Regions from separate parts of the Homo sapiens genome. Here region 1 is linked to region 2. The links are chromatin loops, found by intact Hi-C in ENCODE. Cell type or tissue: PC-3. All regions are shown on one strand.

Evidence for each region. Hi-C counts contacts between places; a loop is a spot of excess contacts. Peaks named below come from ENCODE experiments on the same cell type or tissue, not always from the same donor. Only the 100,000 strongest peaks of a DNase experiment are listed, where the experiment ranks them.
Region 1: it touches region 2 in a loop (3-fold over the local background); 1 of 110 quality-filtered maps calls a loop at or near these places.

Annotation. Positions count from the first base shown.
Region 1 is chr5:144,071,586-144,074,085 of GRCh38, reverse strand. No RefSeq gene overlaps it. Among named protein-coding and RNA genes, the nearest start is that of YIPF5, 98 kb to the left of the region's middle. In PC-3, no CTCF peak of the experiment used is centred here; a DNase peak (open chromatin) is centred at 1,375; H3K4me3 peaks cover 539 bases; H3K27ac peaks cover 1,586 bases.
Region 2 is chr5:143,920,385-143,922,884 of GRCh38, reverse strand. No RefSeq gene overlaps it. Among named protein-coding and RNA genes, the nearest start is that of HMHB1, 110 kb to the right of the region's middle. In PC-3, no CTCF peak of the experiment used is centred here; DNase peaks (open chromatin) are centred at 1,174 and 1,904; H3K4me3 peaks cover 285 bases; H3K27ac peaks cover 2,500 bases.

The DNA.
Region 1 (2,500 bases), 150 kb before region 2:
GGTTGATTAATCCTTGGCTCATGATGTCATCATTCCTTCCTTGTCTTGTGCCATCTTCAGCCTGTTAGCCTTGTCCTCCCCTAGTTCCTCGCCTGAGGTCTCAATATGACTGCCACCGTTTTAGCTATCCCATTGAAAATGTCCAGTAATGAACTCTTTCTTACAAACTTTTCAAATGAGAAAGAACCATCTCACAAAAAGCCCTTAGCTGACTTCTGCTGATGGCCACTGGCCTGACTCACATGCCAAGCTAAATCAATCACATGATTAACTTAAACCAATCAGGGCTCATTCTTCCCTGATGTAAATGACCCTATTGAAGAGGGTGTATAGCCACACAAAATTAGAATTTTAGTAGAGAGAAAGAAGTTTAAGGAGGAGAATAAATGTTATGTAGGCAACCAGCTGTACCTACACAAATGTGGATCAAATTGCCTTGTTAATATTTAAAAATTAATTAAACCATAGTGCTATCCTGATAGCTAGATACATATCTCATGTATAAAAAGAATATATATATTTATATATAAAATAAAAATTTAGAAATTATACAGTTTATTAAAATCTAACATAAAGCTGCTTTTAATTTTAAGTCTAGATGATAAGCAAAGCTATGCTACCTTTTGGGAAGTTCATTCTTACCAAATATTTTAATAACTCCATTTAACCAAGAAGGCATGTTCCTTTTTGGATTTTAAAAATCAAAACACACTTTCAGATGTCATAATTGTCCTCCTTTGACAGAATTAATCACAGTAATATGAAAATGTAGCCAGGCTGGGAAACACAATCAGCCATGTCCATTTATTTGTAACATGTTCTGCATCTTTAAACATGGCAGTGTATTCATATTAACAGAGGTACTTTTTCAAAAGAGGTGTCTCTTTTGATAGAGTTTTTCTTTCTCTAGTTTTACGTGGCAGCATCATAAATTTTTGATGATGATATCATTGTAAACTACATCATATATAAGGCCATAAAATAATCTAAAACGTTAATGAGTAGGGCTTAAAAGCTACTTGTGGAAAGGAAACAATCTTTACTTTTAACACCAGGAAACAGGATGCTACCCTGAGTGTGAAAGATTGAAATATATAATCCATCAAACCGTTGCCCTCTCCCTGAGGGCCCTTTAAGGGGAGAAATGATAAATGAAGACCTGAAATATCCAAAACATGATGGAACCTGAATATTTGATTTAGTTCCAGATGATAGAAGGGTATGATGAGTGAGTCATAAATTTGAGAAATTTGACTACTGGGTAAAGGAATTTTTGTTTAAATTTTTTACACACCCATGAATCATGCTCATGATAATGGCTTTTAGTGAATCCACATTGTTTATGCCATGTCTTTACCCACTTGGTCCACAGCAAAATAGCTATTCTACTTTGTTTCATGCTTCAGGAAACTTTTTCTCATTTCCAGCTTTTGACTCATTCTGCCTTCCCCCTCCCACTCCAAATGTGGAAGGAAAACAATGATTCTGATCTCTGGATTCAATAAAATTATGTGTAGGCTATGCATGCTCTGTGGTGCTATATAAATGTCATGAATTACAAGTGCAAACACTAGCTGGATTCTTTTCTCAGAGAAAATAATACGGGCAGGGAGGGATATGAAAAGCATTCTACTCTTTGAAAAGGGATCCACCAATGAATATTATTTTGAGGACAGACAGCACATCCTATACATCTGTATTTTTCCCTGGTAGTTCATTCAGCTTTACCTACACTAGCCACCCAGTATTGAATTTGAGATGGCAAAGAAGACACTCATTTTCCTCCCACTTCAATGAGAAATCCTGAAAGTGAACACAGATCCACTAGGCCAGGGGTCTGTAAAGGGTCTGATAGTAAATATTTTAGTCTTTGTGGGGCATATAGTTTCAGCCACAACTACTCCACACAGCCGAATATACTATGTAAACAAATGGATACGGCTATGTCACAATAAAAGTTTATTTATGAAAATGGGTGGCAAGCAAGGCTTGGCCTGAAAACTATAGTTCTCTACCTGATCTCTGCACTAAGCTGTAATATACCAGACCTTCCCTTGGAGATCCTGTCAGATGCCCCATCACAGTGACAGCCTACACAAAAAAGTGTTAGTGCAGGGCTCAGAATGGAAATCAGGCAATTTCAAAATCATGCAGGGAAATACTGGAGTGGGTAGTTGTCTGATATATGCATTAAAAAAAACTGTTTTTTCTGCTATCACACACCATTCAACACAGAATATTTCATCTCTGGTCACCAAAATGTGTGTTGGTTTTTCCCCACACACCGAGCAATTCTCCAGCAGACACAAATTATTATTATTGTTATTATTATTTTTCCTGCTTATGTAAAAATGTATATATACACACAAATATATATGTACACATGTAGTGAAAGAAAAAATAACTACAGGCATGATAGGCATCGACTTAAGGAGCGGGGATGGAAATGGCTGAGTGGAACATAGTTATACTCTTAATGTTCTAGTTCTTTTTAAAAAAA
Region 2 (2,500 bases):
GCCAATAAGGAAATTGAAACCTATTGGCCCTCAGTAGCTTAAAATGTATTTGTTGATTTTCCAGTTGTAGAAAAGAAAAGTGCAAAGTGACTCATTTAAAGAAGAATTAGAAAACAATAGAAAGGAAATCATGGTCTCTGCTTTAGTTTTATTTACATATTTATTTACTTACTGAGATAGGGTCTCACTCTGTCACTCAGGCTGGAGTGCAGTGGCGTGATCATAGCTCATTGAGGCTCAACCTCCTGGGCTCAAGCAATTCTTCCACCTCAGCCTCCTGAGTAGCTGGATCCACAGGCACACACCACCACACCCAGCTAATTTTTGTAATTCGTGTAGAGACAGGGTTTCGCCGTGTTGCCCAGGCCGGTGTTGAACCTGAGCTCAAGCAATTTTCTCACCTCAGCCTCCCTAAGTAGTAGGATTACAGGCTGCTTTAATTTTAACTAGCAACCCATATATTCAGGACTATAGAAGGAACTTACTATAAAGTGAAATAAAATATAGTCATATACAAGTAATATTTTTTAAACTTTGGAATGAGCATTTAATAATCCTGTGAAAGGAGAATTTTCTTTATTTTTTAAATGACAGAAAATTACAAAGCCATTGTTCTTCCTAATAAGTTCCTATTATGTTTTAGATTTATTTTAAGCTAGAGATAGAAAACTGTTCCTACCATGATGTCATGTTGTATTTATTTCTGGTCTCATCAATTGAGTCAATCAAGAGACACTCTCATGACACCTTCTTGCCAGAATGAACACTGTGAAGTAGGTTTAGAGCCCAGCCAGACAGATTTCGAATTGGTTGAGTGATGTAAACTTTCATGATGGATTAAATGGAGAAGGTGAGAACCAAAAAAGGAGTCCAATATGATCTTGAAGTTTTGAGTCTTGAAGTCTGGGAAAACAAGGGATCTTCATAAACACAGAAAGTCAGTAGGAGAAAGCAGCTGTTCTGGGAGACAGGAAAAAAAAAGTTCAGATTTAGATTTTTTTGAGATTTAAATTTAGAATTCAAGGGACTTCATAATGGAGAACATCTCACATGTATTTGGCATTACAGGCCTGGCCTTTGAAAGCCTGGGGGTAAAGATTTTGAAATCTTGTCCTCAAGGGATGGTAGAAAGAAATGTTGTCCAATTTCAACCCCATTTCTCATCTGAAAGATATTTGAAGGATGCCAGAAATTGAGAAAAGGCAGAGCTGATTCTACAGTGAGTCACTGGGATTCTGAAGAAATATGAGTGGCAGCTCCAGAATTTCTATATGAGGAGGAGGAGGCAATTTACAAGTGGAAGTCTGGTTGTAAGATGTAATAAGCTTGTTGTATATATGGCAGCTTACAACAGATTGAAAAAATAGATGTTTACTTTCAGAATACAGAAGGGAAATTGCAGAGATTATGAGAGAGTGCCTAAGAAGTTACCAGTGTCTTATGCATTGATTAGGTAGAAAAGATTAGGTAGAACTTTCAGACAGTTTGAACTCTCCAGGCTCTACTAGAATGATAATCCATTTCTGTATAAAAACATACAAAATCAGTAAGTTACTGAATAAAAGTGATCATAGCATAATTTGATGTTAGATAATCTATAAAATATATAATAAAGGCAGTTCAAGCAATTCAAAATTTATTTGAATTTTTCAGTTATGTTGACACTATTCCTAGTTGAGAAATAAAGTTGTGTTTATTTTAGTGAAAAGGTGACATACCTTGACCAGTGTTCCTTGGAGTCTCCACTCTTTACCAAGGACATTTAGCAAACATGGCAATAAAAACACATTTAGATCTGTGAGATTCAGTCAAAGCCCAGAAAAACTGTTCTAACCTGAACCACATGATCTCAGCACAATGCATGTCATTGACTTTCTCAGGCTATCCAGGATTTGAATATTGAGGAGGTGGTGAATATTGAATATTGTCCAGTGGTGACTCATACTGAGTAAGACTATATAGACTTTCTCTTTAACATGTTAGGTACCGGCTACAATAGTGACTTTCCACTGACTCTGACCTATAGCAGAAGTAGATTTCACATTGTGACCCAGAGCACATCCTGCAACCAAGGTTTTATGAACCAATTCTTAACTTCACCATATATACTACACTTTCATATTTTCTGTTCTTAATTTTGTTATCACTCTTTGATTTCATGACCCACAAGTAAATCATGACTCAAAGTTCGGAAAATATTAAGCGGCATGGTAGCGTTTTCCTATTTATGGTCATTTTCATTATCCTTTTTTGTTAATGTCTTATGTACTCAGCACTAACAGCCAACTCTGGTCCATAGTCTCAGCATATAAGAAACTATATTACCTTCACAACTATAATAATTCATCATACAAGTACCAAGTGGATATTAACTTGACAATAGTGGTCTTAGATTTATTTGCATTTAAAAAAATTTAAAGTGATATCCTTACTACAATGGAGTTAGGACAAAAGACTGGAAAACAGAGAAACCTGATGATATAGTGATTGCTAAAATATT